5 separate regions of the Homo sapiens genome follow, and all the other regions are linked to region 2. A link is a contact called in ENCODE Hi-C or POLR2A ChIA-PET data. All regions are on one chromosome and are shown on one strand. The core of a region is the stretch at or near the end of the contact, and the rest is flanking DNA. Distances in the headings are between cores, read along the strand shown.

Region 1 (2,700 bases), core at 18-2,517, 680 kb before region 2:
CACCGACACACATCCTCAACCCTGACAACATAAACTTTCTAAATTAACTGAGACCTGTCTCAGATATTCAGGGTTCACACTCCCCTGGACCCCCTGACTTTCTTCAGGGCACTGGCCACTTTCTTGTCTGTCTTTGGACACTCTCCTCTAGAAGTCTTTGAAATTCTTGAGGCAGGAAGGACCAATTCCCAGCCCTGAATCTTGCATAAAGTGGGTCCTTTTTAAATGGAAATACGGCTACTCCTCAAAGGAAGGCTAGGAATTTTGCTCTGTGTGACCCTAGTCGTAGTTCTTCACAGAGGGCTCCATTTCACTTGCCTTTCCTTCTGCTTTTTTCTTCACTCGTTTCCCCACAGAGCAAGACAAAAGAAGCCGGCAAGGATGGCTCTGGTCAGGGTCTGCCTTCAGCCACCCAAATGGGATTGCAAAGAGGAGGACAGGGATGGAAAGGGGAAAGTTTGATTTGGTTTGGTTTGCTTAGTCTTTCTATTGGTACCACTTCCTTATCCCAACCTCATCATCTTCCCCGATCCCTACCAACCCACTGCAGGCATATGAGCCCTAAAATCTGGGAAAGGCTTTTTTCCCTAGGGGCCCTGGCCTCACAGACTTGCCCAGGGGGGTAAATTCTCAGTGGCTCAGTGGCACGTGCCTCACGTCCTCACCGGCAGCCTAGATAGATAGATAGATAGATAGATAGATAGATAGATAGATAGATGATAGATAGATATATAGTTTTTTTTTTTTTTTTTTTTTTGAGACGGAGTTTCGCTCTTGCCGCTGCCCAGGCTATAGTGCAATGGCGCCATCTCGGCTCACCGCAACTTCCGCCTCCCAGGTTCAAGCGATTCTCCTGCCTCAGCCTCCCGAGTAGCTTGTATTACAGGCATGCGCCACCACACCCGGCTAATTTTGTATTTTTAGTAGAGAGGGGGTTTCTCCATGTTGTTCAGGCTGGTCTCGAACTCCCAACCTCAGGTGATCCGCCTGTCTTGGCCTCTCAAGTGCTGGGATTACAGGGGTGAGCCACCGCGCCCAGCCGGGAGCCCCTATTTTAAGGACGCTATTGCTGTGGAGGAGTAACCCCACTTTTAGGAATCCTTTTCCGTGCGAAAGGCTGTTTGAGATCAGGCGCAACAACTTCTCCCGCTCAGGTTACCCTCAGAAAGGCTATGGACCCCGGACTCCGCCCCAGATTGCATAACAACTGAGGGGTGGGTCCCTATTTCCTCTCTGGGATCTGTAGCCAATCATTCACGAGGTAAACAGAACGACCGAGTTTCTCTCAGCCGAGAACTGTGGCTGCCCCTCCGGTGAAAACAGAGGAAGTGGGAGCGGCAGGAAGCGCTTTGGGACCAGGGCGACCCCTGAAGCGTAGAGGAACCAGGTCACAAGCATACGTGAATGCTCACATTCCATAGTTATCAAATGTATTCAGGTTTAAATTTTACTTTTCTAGAAAAAATGTAAATAATCCGTTGAGAATATTTAATGAAAAATGTTGGTCGTATCTTTATCTGGTCTGCGGCTCTGTCCCTGTTTCCTGGATAGGAGACTACGTCTGTATCTTGTATCACAGGAGGCACCTTCTTCCTGTTTCCTGGCACAGACTTGTAAGTGAATTTCCTGCCCGCCTCCGCCCACAGCGTAAGCCGCGCTGGAACAGCTCACTTATTGCCCCAGATGTATGTGGAGTAACCGCCTTCAGTTTCCTGGTTCTGAGTTTCCGTGTTACTCAAGCAATGCTTCTGCTGAATTTGTCTTTTTTTTTTTTTTGAGACAGAGTCTTGCTTTGTCGCCCAGACTGGAGTGAAATGGCGTGGTCTCGGCTCACTGCAGCCTCCACCTCCTGGGTTCAAGCGAGTCTCCTGCCTCAGCCTCCTGAGTGTGCAACTTATCTTTTTATTTTATTTATTTATAATTTTTTGGCTAATTTTGGCTATTTTGTGTCTGTGTGTGTATTTTTAGTAGACATGGGGTTTCACCATGTTGGGCAGGCTGGTCTCGAACTCCTGACCTCAGGTGATCCGCCCACCTCGGCCTCCCAAAGTGCTGGAATTACAGGCGTGAGCCACCGCACCTGGCCTATTTATTTATTTATTTATTTGTGACTGAGTCTCGCTCTGTCACCCAAGCTGGAATGCAATGGCGTGATCTCGGCTCACTGCTACCTCCACGCCCCAAGTTTAAACAATTCTCCTGCCTCAGCCTCCCGAGTAGCTGGGACTACAGGTGTGCACCACCACATCCAGCTAATTTTTTGTATTTTTAGTAGAGATGGGGTTTCACCATGTTGGTCAGGCTGGTCTCGAACTCCTGACCTCAAGCGATCCACCCACCTTGGCCTCCCAAAGTGTTGGGATACAGGCGTGAGCCACTGCACCTGGTTGAATTTCTCCTTTTAATTGGAGGTTTCATTTTATTTTTCTTTATTTATTTTTTTGAGACGAAGTTGCACTCTTGTTGCCCAGGCTAGAGTGCAGTGGCGCGATCTGGGTTCACTGCAACCTCTGCCTCCCAGATGCAAGTGATTCTCCTGCCTCAGCCTCCTGAGTAGCTGGGAATACAAGCACCCACCACCATGCCCAGTTAATTTTTGTACTTTTAGTAGAGACAAGGTTTTGCCATGTTGGCCAGGGTGGTCTCAAACTCCTGAGCTCGTGATCTGCCCACCTCAGCCTCCCAAAGTGCTGGGATTAC
Region 2 (2,700 bases), core at 150-2,649:
GTGGGTGGGGCCAGATAAGAGAATAAAAGCAGGCTGCCCGAGCCAGCAGTGGCAACCCAGTCGGGTTCTCTTCCACACTGCTAAAGCTTTGTTCTTTTGCTCTGCAATAAATCTTGCTACTGCTCACTCTTTGGGTCCATAGTGCTTTTATGAGCTGTAACACTCACTGTGAAGGTCTACAGCTTCACTCCTGAAGCCAGCAAGACCAAAAGCCCACCGGGAGAAACAAACAACTCCAGACGTGCCGCCTTAAGAGCTATAACACTGACCGCAAAGCTCTGTAGCTTCACTCCTGAGCCAGCGAGACCACGAACCCACCAGAAGGAAAAAACTCCGGACACGTCCGAACATCAGAAGGAACAAACTCCAGACGCGCCACCTTAAGAGCTGTAACACTCACCGCGAGGGTCCACAGTTTCATTCTTGAAGTCAGTGAGATCAAGAACCCACCAATTCCGGACACAAAACTTGCTTAATTACAGAAAATATGAAAAGTATATAAAAGCAGGGTCTCACTCTGTCGTCCAGGCTGGAGTGCAGTGGTGTGATCACGGCTCACTGCGACCTCAAACTCCTGGTCTCACACGATCCTCCTGCCTCGCCTCCGAAAACTCTAGTTTTACAGATATGAACCATAGCGCTAGCTCTTACTGTCTTTCTTCAACACGTCCTCCCATCCTTCCCTCCTTTCTCCACTCTGCATTTGACCCCGGTGTATTCCAGCCTCCAGGCCAACACACGTGACCACGTCTGCCTGGGGCAGTTGAAGTAAAGGACGCGAGGCGGCGCTGTCACCGCATTCTGTGAACCGCAGCGCTCTGGGTCCCTCCCGCTGGTCTAGTATCATTTCAGTGAACGTCACTCTACATTTTTTGTGTGTGTGTGAGATGGAGTCTCTGTCGCCCAGGCTGGAGTGCAGTGGCGCGATCTCGGCTCCCTGCAAGCTCCGCCTCCCGCGTTCAAGCCATTTTTCTGCCTCAGCCTCCGAGTAGCTGGGACTACAGGCGCCTACGACCACACCCGGCTAATTTTTGTATTTCTAGTAGAGAAGGGGCTTCACCATGTTGGCCAAGCTGGTCTCGAACTCCTGACCTCAAGTGATCCGCCCGCCATGGTCTCCCAAAGTGCCGGGATTACAGACGTGAGCCACCGCGCTCGGCTGTCACTGCAGACTTTGATGGGGGCCACACTCGGGGTATAAATTAGGATCCTCACTGAAAGGGCGGGACCATGGAGGCTTTTTCTTGGCCCCTTAGTTGTGGGTTTTCCTCTGGGCGGCGAAGCCAGTTTCCATCAGAACTGCCCAGAGGCGGGCGCTGCCTTCCTGGGGTGACGCAGCAGCAGGAAGAGTTTCCGGATCCTGGAATCCGTGGGCGGCCCGTGGGAGGGGCTGAGGCTCATTTCTCTACTCACCTGTCTCCGAATCCGTCGTGGTGTTTCAAGCGAGTCAAGATTCCAGATCGCGCCCCAGGCTGGACTCGGAATTACTGCCCCGCGGGTCTGCATTTTCACAGCGGCAGGTGTGAGTTCCCCGCCGCTGGAGACCAGAAGCCTGAAGGCAGCTCCGCCCACCCCAGCCCACAGCGCCGTTATTCCGTTTCTATATCAGTAAACACTTGTCATTTTCCGTAGACCAGGGCGGGGTGACGGGTGATCCCAGTCCTCGCAGTGAACTCTGGGGCGCAGAATTCAAAACGCTTGCGGTCGCCGAGCGCAGCCCCGCCCTGGGTTATGTAAGTGACAGCGCTGGGCCGTTTCTCTTTTTTTTCCGGACCCCGCAGTGGCGCCTAAAGTCTGCAAGGAGGAGGTCGCCTCTGTGCTGTGGGTCCAGGAATCTAAGGCGAGTGCTGAGGGAGAAAATGTAGTTGATGGGGCAGAGCAGAAGGGGCTGTAGGTGGGTTGGAGGGGGAGGGGAACGGGCAGCCAGGCCTGGACCCTGGGGAGTGACTCACCCGGAGCCGAAGACCATCTCAGCTTTCCCTAGCCCAGAAAGGGTGGGACTGGCTTTATTTCTGCCTGCCATCACCTCAAAATGCCGTGGGACAAATCTTACATATTATTATTGTTATTTATTTATGTATTTTATTTTTTTTGAGACAGTCTTGGTCTGTCACCCAGACTGGAGTGCAGTGGCGCCATCTGGGCTCACTGCAACCCCCACCCCCCCGGGTTCAAGCAATTCTTCCTGCCTCAGCCTCCCAAGTAGCTGCGATTACAGGCACCCCCCACCACGCCCGGCTGATTTTTATATTTTTAGTAGAGACGGGGTTTTGCCATGTTGTCCAGGCTAGTCTCGAACTCCTGACCTTAGGTGATCCACCCGCCTCGGCCTCCCAAAGTGCTGGGATTACAGGTGTAAGCCACCGCGCCTGGCCGGGAAATATCTCTTACAGAAATAAAGGCAGTTGGCTGGGTGTGGTGGCTCACCTGTAATCCTAGCACTTTGGGAGGGTGAGGCAGGCAGATGGTTTGAGCCTAGGAGTTTAAGACCAGCCTGGGCAAAATGGTGAAACCCCTTCTCCACCAGAAATACAAAAAATTAGCCGGGTGAGGTGGCTCATGCCTGTAGTCCCAGCTACTCCGGAAGCTGAGGTGGGAGGATCACCTGAGCCTGGGGAGGTCGCGGCTGCAGTGAGCCATGATTAACCCACAACTGCACTCCGCCTGGGTGACAGAGTGAGGCCCTGTGTCAAAAAATAA
Region 3 (2,700 bases), core at 49-2,548, 630 kb after region 2:
TTAAACCCGGGAGGCGGAGGTTGCAGTGAGCCGAGATCACGCCACTGCACTCCAGCTTGGGCGACAGAGCGAGACTGTCTCAAAACGAAAACAACAAACTTAAGACACATAACCTGAGGTGTTAAGAGGAGCTAGTAACTAGAACCTGGGTCCCAACCCCTCCTGCTTTCCAGCATCACTCCACACAGTTTGCTTAAAGAGGGCCACCTGCCAAACAGCTGTAGTATGTGATGTTAAAGAGAGCTAAACACCCCCCGCACCTCCCTCCCAGGGTCACCATCTTGTTAAATTTGACCTAAAAACGGTAACAGCCTAGGGGTTTCAGGGACAGACAGAAAATCTTACTCGGGACTGTGAGGTCCTACTTCTACACACCGTCCAGGAGTGAACCAGGAATTGAGAAAGTAGGAAGGAGGTGTCCCAGACCCCAAGCTAGGAATGGGGAGGGAAATGGAGGAATCCCAAATGCCTTAAGGACGGCCTACATACTAAGGAAAATTTTTTTCTAACTCCTGGTTGCAGCTGAGGGGAGCGGCTGAGGGCGGGGACAGGGGTGCGGCGGACCCACTGCTCCCATTACCCGACCAGCGCCTCCCTTCCTCCTTGGATGGGTGCCCCTGTCTTGCTAAGAACTGCCTGTTTACACAACTGCTTTCCTTGTGAAAATTTAAAGGCTCCTATTCCCAGTTGTTCTATCCTTGTAGGTTAAAGATTATGTCAAAAACTATATTGCATTATCTCTTTCCTTCTCCTTCCCATTAAGACGGAAAAAACATCCGGGAGAGCCGGTCCGTTTCTCAGGCAGACTAGGCCATTAGGTGCCTCGGAGAAAGGACCCAAGGCTGCTCCGTCCTTCACAGACACAGTCCAATCAGAGTTTCCCAGGCACATCGATGCACCGCCTCCTTCGAGAAACAAGGTAACTTTCGGGTTCTGGTTGTCTCCAAAGTCATCCGACCAATCTCGCACCGCCCAGAGCGGGCCCTTCCTGTCAATTACCTACTGAAGGGCAGGCGGCCAGCATCGCCATGGAGACCAACACCCTTCCCACCACCACTCCCCCTTTCTCTCAGGGCCCCTGTCCCCTCCAGTGAATCCCAGAAGACTCTGGAGAGTTCTGAGCAGAGGGCGGCACCCTGCCCTCTGATTGGTCCAAGGAAGGCTGGGGGGCAGGACGGGAGGCGAAACCCCTGGAATATTCCCGACCTGGCAGCCTCATCGAGCTTGGTGATTGGCTCAGAAGGGGAAAGGCGGGTCTCCACGACGACTTATAAAAGCCGAGGGGCGCGCGGTCCGGAAAACGGCCAGCCTGAGGAGCTGCTGCGAGGGTCCGCTTCGTCTTTCGAGAGTGACTCCCGCGGTCCCAAGGCTTTCCAGAGCGAACCTGTGCGGCTGCAGGCACCGGCGTGTTGAGTTTCCGGCGTTCCGAAGGACTGAGCTCTTGTCGCGGATCCCGTCCGCCGTTTCCAGCCCCCAGTCTCAGAGCGGAGCCCACAGAGCAGGGCACCGGCATGGCCAAAGCCGCGGCGATCGGCATCGACCTGGGCACCACCTACTCCTGCGTGGGGGTGTTCCAACACGGCAAGGTGGAGATCATCGCCAACGACCAGGGCAACCGCACCACCCCCAGCTACGTGGCCTTCACGGACACCGAGCGGCTCATCGGGGATGCGGCCAAGAACCAGGTGGCGCTGAACCCGCAGAACACCGTGTTTGACGCGAAGCGGCTGATTGGCCGCAAGTTCGGCGACCCGGTGGTGCAGTCGGACATGAAGCACTGGCCTTTCCAGGTGATCAACGACGGAGACAAGCCCAAGGTGCAGGTGAGCTACAAGGGGGAGACCAAGGCATTCTACCCCGAGGAGATCTCGTCCATGGTGCTGACCAAGATGAAGGAGATCGCCGAGGCGTACCTGGGCTACCCGGTGACCAACGCGGTGATCACCGTGCCGGCCTACTTCAACGACTCGCAGCGCCAGGCCACCAAGGATGCGGGTGTGATCGCGGGGCTCAACGTGCTGCGGATCATCAACGAGCCCACGGCCGCCGCCATCGCCTACGGCCTGGACAGAACGGGCAAGGGGGAGCGCAACGTGCTCATCTTTGACCTGGGCGGGGGCACCTTCGACGTGTCCATCCTGACGATCGACGACGGCATCTTCGAGGTGAAGGCCACGGCCGGGGACACCCACCTGGGTGGGGAGGACTTTGACAACAGGCTGGTGAACCACTTCGTGGAGGAGTTCAAGAGAAAACACAAGAAGGACATCAGCCAGAACAAGCGAGCCGTGAGGCGGCTGCGCACCGCCTGCGAGAGGGCCAAGAGGACCCTGTCGTCCAGCACCCAGGCCAGCCTGGAGATCGACTCCCTGTTTGAGGGCATCGACTTCTACACGTCCATCACCAGGGCGAGGTTCGAGGAGCTGTGCTCCGACCTGTTCCGAAGCACCCTGGAGCCCGTGGAGAAGGCTCTGCGCGACGCCAAGCTGGACAAGGCCCAGATTCACGACCTGGTCCTGGTCGGGGGCTCCACCCGCATCCCCAAGGTGCAGAAGCTGCTGCAGGACTTCTTCAACGGGCGCGACCTGAACAAGAGCATCAACCCCGACGAGGCTGTGGCCTACGGGGCGGCGGTGCAGGCGGCCATCCTGATGGGGGACAAGTCCGAGAACGTGCAGGACCTGCTGCTGCTGGACGTGG
Region 4 (2,700 bases), core at 48-2,547, 640 kb before region 2:
CTAAGGGAACAGGGACCGAGACATCCAGAGCAATCCTGTGGCCACAAACTCCTATTTTCTCCCCTCTTGTACAATCAACTTCGCAAACCATTCTCTCCAGAGTCGTTCAAGTCTCCTCTCTCAAGTCAGACTTCCCCCAAGTCCTTCTTTCAGGCAATACTCAGCCTTCTCCTTCTAAAAGCCCAACTCTCTCCAGCCCCTCTGGAAAGGAAGACTGTGGCCCGCTGTGGGGAGCCGAGTGGCTAGCGGAGAACTGTGGCATCCCAGGCCCACCGTCTTCACCAGTAGCAGCCCGCTTTCCCCCAAAGCTCTGACTTCCGGGTAGGCGGGAAAGCCGGGACCAGCGCCCCCTCCCACCCTCACCGATTTGGGTCGTAGCCTCGTGGACCCAGCCCCTGAGAAGGCTGCTGGTTAAGCCTGCGGATATGATGGGTCACAGACTCCCCGTCCGAGGTGTCGGTCTGTTCCTCTCGCCGCTCCCGGCTCCCGCTGCGGCTGTTGGAACTGGAGCGCAGCCCATCTTGAAGCCCTGCGGGGAGGGGCCGGTGACGCCAGTGCTGGCCAGCTCTCAGGGGCCATAAGACCCTCTCCCCCATCGGCCTGACTCCCTTTCATCCCACTCAACTTCTTCCGATGTTCAGTCCTCCCAGACACCCTATTTGGGACCCTCCCGGATGTGCGTGGGGGGAGTCACTCCTTCAGGGAGCAGTGGGGACGGCGCCCCGTGCTAGCTGGAGGGATTCCCCTCCCCCAACTCTCCATCCTTCCCCACCCCTTCCAGATGTAGGGGGGGTGGGGGATCCCCTCCGCGATAGGCCGCGAGGGTTGACGCGGTCCCACGACCCCCTCCCACGATCCCCAGAGGTGCAGCGGGCACACCCCTCCTTCCAGATGTGCGGAAGCCCGAGCCCCGCCCCCTCCTCCCGCTCCCGCACTGACCTCTCTTCCGCTCCCGTTTGTCCTGCAACTGCTTCTTCTTCTGCTTCACGCTGAATGGCTTCTTCCTCGGCATGGCCCGGACCAGTCACCTGGCCCGCCCTCCGCCGAGCTCCCGCCGCCTCAACTGACTGCCCCCCGGGGCAGCCCCCGCCGCAGGGGCCCGGGACCCTAGAGGAGGCGGGGCTAGCAGGTGACGTCAGCGGGCGGGCCCGACAGAATTACCGCCGCGGCGGCGATGGAAGGCGGACGGGGGAGATATAGTCACTTCCCTCCAGGAGCGAGGCGAGAGGATGATGCGGGGTGGGCTACTGGCACGTGAGAGCCAGTGGCACCGAGAGGGCGCCCCGGCGGCGAGGAAGGAGGCGCGCGTGGGAGGACCAGGCTAACTCCGTCACGGACGCTACCAACTCGCGTTCGGAGGAGGGGGGGCGCGTGTCATCACTACCTTGCGCTCCCGGGAGAACCTACCACTCACCTGGAGGGGGCGGCGGAGCGGAGGGCGGGGCCTACTACCTAGGGGAGAGGGGGCGTGGACACGCTGAGGCTATACTACAAAGCCCCGGGCTTGACCTTAGTGGAAAGCCGAGACTGCGTCCAGGTTGCTGGACTACACCGGGGGCACGGTCAGAGGTCTTTAGGGGAGGGCGGCGGTCTGAGAGTCCTGGGTGCCGACCTGTTGGGACCCAAATTCCTTGTGGGAACGATGATAAGGAGCAGGTTTACAGATCATAAGTGCAAAAGCGGGCGAGAAGGGAAACCCAAGCGGGACAAGGACTTTTGGGGGGAGGTCAAAGGGCACGAAGTTGTGCCTGCAGCTGTTACCATAGTAACCGAGGACCGGATGTGGCGATCTTACGGTGCGACAGTCCTCTTCTCAGGCCCTCTGGCCCGAGAGCCTGTTGACTCTGTGACACACTCTGAGGAGCTGGTTGTGGTGTTTTCCAGCGAGGGAAGAAAAGAGTAATTTTTTCAAAGCATTTATAGAAACGCAGCAAAGGGAAGGTGTGAGGTTGCCGCCATGCCTGGCAGAGACGGAGGGAGGCAGTTGGCTCCGGAATGCGGCCGCCGCAGATGTTCTCCGCAACCTTCCGGAAGTGGAATGGCGGGAGCCTCAGCATTGCTGCCCACCGACCCCCCGGAAGCGGAAACAGAATCCCCGCGTGCCCCTTCCTCACTACCCTCCAAATCCCGCTGCAGCCATTGCCGCAGACACGATGCCGAAACGAAAGAAGCAGAATCATCACCAGCCACCGACACAGCAGCAGCCCCCGCTGCCCGAGCGGGAAGAGACTGGAGATGAGGAGGATGGGAGTCCCATCGGTGAGGGGTCTGGGAGGGATGTGCACATGCCTGTCAAGCCCGTCCGGGCAAGGGGCTAGGGGCTAATAAGGTGCGAAGGAGGGGGCTGTAACGGAAGGAGGAAGGGCGCACGCGCTGGGGAGGGATGGAAGTGGGGCTCTCCCAAATGGAGCCTTGAACCAGGAGTTCTCTTACTGGAACCATCAACCTCAATACGGCCCCAGACCTTTCTGGAGAAGGCGGGGGTGGAGAGAATAAAGAGCTCTTTTGCGCAGCCGCAGAACAGTAGGGGAAAGGGGTAGTAGAGATGTTGCAGATTGCGATGACTGGGATGACAGTTTGTATCCAGACTTTGACTGAAAAGGTACAGGTGCAGCTTTCTCTAAACTAGTCCTCTGGCCAGCAGTTAAGGTGAGGGATTGGTTCATGTCTGGAGACACTTAGGTTGTTTTGGATAGCGAC
Region 5 (2,882 bases), core at 105-2,604, 520 kb before region 2:
CTTAGTTTTAAACCAGCTAACCAGCATTCATTCTCTTTCTTCCTCATGGCTTCACCCCATCTTCATCATCCTGAATGGGGTTTTTTATTTTTTTTTACAGACAGGGTTTCACTCTGTCCCTCTTGGGCTCAAGGGATCCTCCCACCTCAGGCTCCTAAGTAGCTAGAAACACAGGTGCACACTACCACGCTCAACTAATTTTTAATTTTTTTGTAGGACGAAGGTTTCGCCATGTTGCCCAGGCTGGTCTCGAACTCCTGGGCTCAAGTAATCCTCCTGCCTCAGCCTCCCGGGGTGCTGGGATTACAGGTGTGAGCCACTGCACCCGGCCCCCTCTGTTAATTAAACGACTGAAAGGAAGTTCAGAAGATGAGGGGGGCCGGGCATGGTGGCTCACGCCTGTAATCTCAGCACTCTGAGGGGGCTGAGAGAGGATTGCTTGAGCTGAGGAGTTAGAGACCAGCCTGCGCAACACACCAAGGCCTCATCTCTAAAAATAAAAATAAAAATAAAAGATATTAGCCGGGGGTGGTGGCGCGCGCCCGTAGTCCCAGCTACCGGGGAAGATGAGGTGGGAGGGTCGCTTCAACCAGGGAGGTCGACGCTGTAGTGAGCCGTGATCTTACGACCGCACTCCAGCCTGGGCGACGGGGCGAGCGAGACTGTGTCTCTCAAAAAAAAAAAAAAGAAAGAAAGAAATGCAGAAACTAAGATCCCTACTGAATCGCAATCTGCATTTTAACAAGAACCTTGGATGCATGTTAAGAGTTCGAGAAACACCGTTCTATTGCGCTTAACCCGACACACCTAAGCCCTCCTCAATCTTCTCCACTGAGCTGGGCGTCCAGCAGCTAGCACAGTACCTACGCGACAACGGACAAAGAATAAGTGCTTGTGAACTGAGCTTTCTTAACTTCTCGATGGACCGTTAGGCCAGCCTCACCGGGACAAATCACAGGGCCCCTCCCCACCCCTGCCGACACCTTGTTCCAGAGTCTCAGGGCGAAGTCCCGGGCCGGCCCACTGAGATCCAAGGTATCAGTGTCTCGTAGGCGCTGCACGAACTCCTCGGCAGAGGTGCAGCGCTGTGCGGTACCGATCAGAAACTGGGCGACGTGCCGCTCGCTCAGCCCCAACACCGAGTGCAGCTCGTCCTGAACCCAGCGCTCCAGACCCGCCGGCGTCGCCATGGCGACTCACGCTCCCTGCTCCCGGCCCTGAAGCGTCGGGCAGCCGCGCTCACTGCTGGGCCGGTCAGAGGCCTGGAGCCCTCGGCTGGAGCCTCAGCTTCGCAAGTCAGCTACCTTGGGACCTCTAGGATCTTCCGACATCCCAAAGCTGTCTTCCCGTACCGCGGAGCCCGGAAGGGGCTGTACTTTTTCGGCCTCTAAGCACTACGGTGGCCGAGCGAGTTCAAACCTCGCGGAACCATACCTGAAAACTCGGGGTAATTCTTTTTTCTTCATTTCGCCTCTGTCCAGTTTCTCTGACGCCCCCTGATGGTCAGTCTGTGAGTGCTTCGCTCACGCATTCATTCAACAAGTGAAATTAATTTAATGGATGCCTAATGTGTGCTCATTGCTTTCCGTCCCTGGGATATAGCAGAGGACAAATCAAAAGTTCCTTACCAAATTTACATTTTGCGGTGGGGGAGGGACAGGATACATAATAAAGAAAGTATGGAAATTTTATAGAGCCAAAAACTATACAAAGTAAGGGAGGAATGAAATTCTATTTCAGATTGGAAGATCGGGTCCATGCTCATAAAACATATTAGCATTGTTGGCCGGGCGCGGTGGCTCATGCCTGTAATCCCAGCACTTTGGGAGGCCAAGGCGGGCGGATTATCTGAGGTCAGGAGTTCGAGACCAGCCTGGCCAAGATGGCGAAACCCTGTCTCTACTAAAAATATAAAAATTAGCCTGGCGTGGTGGTGTGCGCCTGTAGTCCCAGCCACTCGGGAGGCTGAGGCAGGAGAATCATTTGAACATGGGAAGCAGAGTTTGCAGTGAGCCGAGATCCCACCACGGCACTCCAGCCTGAGCAACAGAGGAAGTCTCTGTCTCAAACAAACAAAAAAGTGACCGTTGCTAGGACTGGTTTGCCTGCAGCAGGAGTGAAGACAGGTCAGGTATAAGGGAAGACCTCTAGGCAGGAAGAAACTGGGGAACTGGGGAAAGTTGTTAAAGACAAAATCTCCAAACTAAGGAACAGGCAAACTGTGTTCTGCATTTTTGCTTAACAGCTTGAGAAAATCACTGGTGGCTGCTTATTTAAAAGTAAGCAAGGCCAGGTGCAGTGGCTCTTGCTGTAATCCCAGCACTTTGGGAGGCTGAGGCAGGAGGATATCTTGAGACCAGGGGTTTGAGACCAGCCTGGGCAACAGGGTGAGACCCCACCATCTCTACAAAAAATTAGCCAGGTGTGGAGGTGTGCACCTGTAGTCCCAGCTACTCTGGAGACTGAGACAGGAGAATTTTTTTTTTTTTTTTTGGAGACAGAGTCTCGCTCTGTTGCCCAGACTGGAGTGCAATGGCACGATCTCGGCTCACTGCAACTTCCGCCTCCCAGGTTCAAGTGATTCTCCTGCCTCAGCCTCCTGAGTAGCTGGAATTACAAGTGTGACAAGCACATGCCATCACGCCCAGCTAGTTTTTGTATTTTTAATACAGATGGGGTTTTACCATGTTGGTCAGGCTGGTCTCAAACTCCTGACCTCATGATCCGCCCGTCTCGGCCTCCCAAAGTGCTGGGATTACAGGCGTGAGCCACCGCACTGGGCCTGAGACAGGAGAATCTCTTGAGCCCAGGAGCCAGAGGTTGCAGTGAGCCGAGGTCAGGCACTCCAACCTAGGCAACAGACCAAGACTATGCTCAAAAAA

Evidence for each region. A loop is a pair of places that touch in the nucleus more often than their neighbours do. ChIA-PET counts read pairs that join two places held with the same protein, here RNA polymerase II (POLR2A). Pooled maps may share reads with other maps.
Region 1: a loop to region 2 is called in a pooled map, with 6 times the contacts of the local background. The contact joins the promoter of LINC02569 here to the promoter of HCG27 in region 2. A Hi-C loop is called at or near these places in 1 of 37 single-sample maps with no recorded cell type and 6 of 50 pooled maps. POLR2A ChIA-PET finds 5 or more read pairs at or near these places in 2 of 52 experiments (OCI-LY7 and activated B cell).
Region 3: a loop to region 2 is called in a pooled map, with 4 times the contacts of the local background. The contact joins the promoter of HSPA1B here to the promoter of HCG27 in region 2. A Hi-C loop is called at or near these places in 1 of 37 single-sample maps with no recorded cell type and 8 of 50 pooled maps. POLR2A ChIA-PET finds 5 or more read pairs at or near these places in 2 of 52 experiments (CD4-positive, alpha-beta T cell and GM12878).
Region 4: a loop to region 2 is called in a map of CD8-positive, alpha-beta T cell, with 9 times the contacts of the local background. The contact joins the promoter of GNL1 here to the promoter of HCG27 in region 2. A Hi-C loop is called at or near these places in 1 of 168 maps with a recorded cell type or tissue (CD8-positive, alpha-beta T cell), 1 of 37 single-sample maps with no recorded cell type and 6 of 50 pooled maps. POLR2A ChIA-PET finds 5 or more read pairs at or near these places in 1 of 52 experiments (H1).
Region 5: a pooled map shows a loop between it and region 2 (2.8-fold over the local background). The contact joins the promoter of DHX16 here to the promoter of HCG27 in region 2. A Hi-C loop is called at or near these places in 1 of 168 maps with a recorded cell type or tissue (gastrocnemius medialis), 3 of 37 single-sample maps with no recorded cell type and 9 of 50 pooled maps. POLR2A ChIA-PET finds 5 or more read pairs at or near these places in 1 of 52 experiments (OCI-LY7).

Annotation. Positions count from the first base shown.
Region 1 is chr6:30,514,999-30,517,698 of GRCh38, forward strand. LINC02569 (long intergenic non-protein coding RNA 2569) reads left to right here and starts at 1,268. Exons shown (of 2, transcript NR_149088.1): 1 at 1,268-1,613.
Region 2 is chr6:31,196,361-31,199,060 of GRCh38, forward strand. HCG27 (HLA complex group 27) reads left to right here and starts at 1,400. Exons shown (of 2, transcript NR_026791.1): 1 at 1,400-1,522. RefSeq lists enhancers at 1-125, 2,263-2,700.
Region 3 is chr6:31,826,440-31,829,139 of GRCh38, forward strand. It overlaps HSPA1B (heat shock protein family A (Hsp70) member 1B), which reads left to right and starts at 1,299. Exons shown (of 1, transcript NM_005346.6): 1 at 1,299-2,700. The coding sequence starts at 1,512. RefSeq lists enhancers at 227-1,038, 1,062-1,691, 1,692-2,320.
Region 4 is chr6:30,555,192-30,557,891 of GRCh38, forward strand. GNL1 (G protein nucleolar 1 (putative)) reads right to left here and starts at 1,298. Exons shown (of 12, transcript NM_005275.5): 1 at 940-1,298; 2 at 364-529. The coding sequence starts at 1,012. It overlaps PRR3 (proline rich 3), which reads left to right and starts at 2,104. Exons shown (of 4, transcript NM_025263.4): 1 at 2,104-2,259. The coding sequence starts at 2,154. RefSeq lists enhancers at 576-1,141, 1,142-1,706, 1,707-2,271.
Region 5 is chr6:30,671,652-30,674,533 of GRCh38, forward strand. It overlaps DHX16 (DEAH-box helicase 16), which reads right to left and starts at 1,355. Exons shown (of 20, transcript NM_003587.5): 1 at 984-1,355. The coding sequence starts at 1,190. RefSeq lists an enhancer at 1,070-1,666.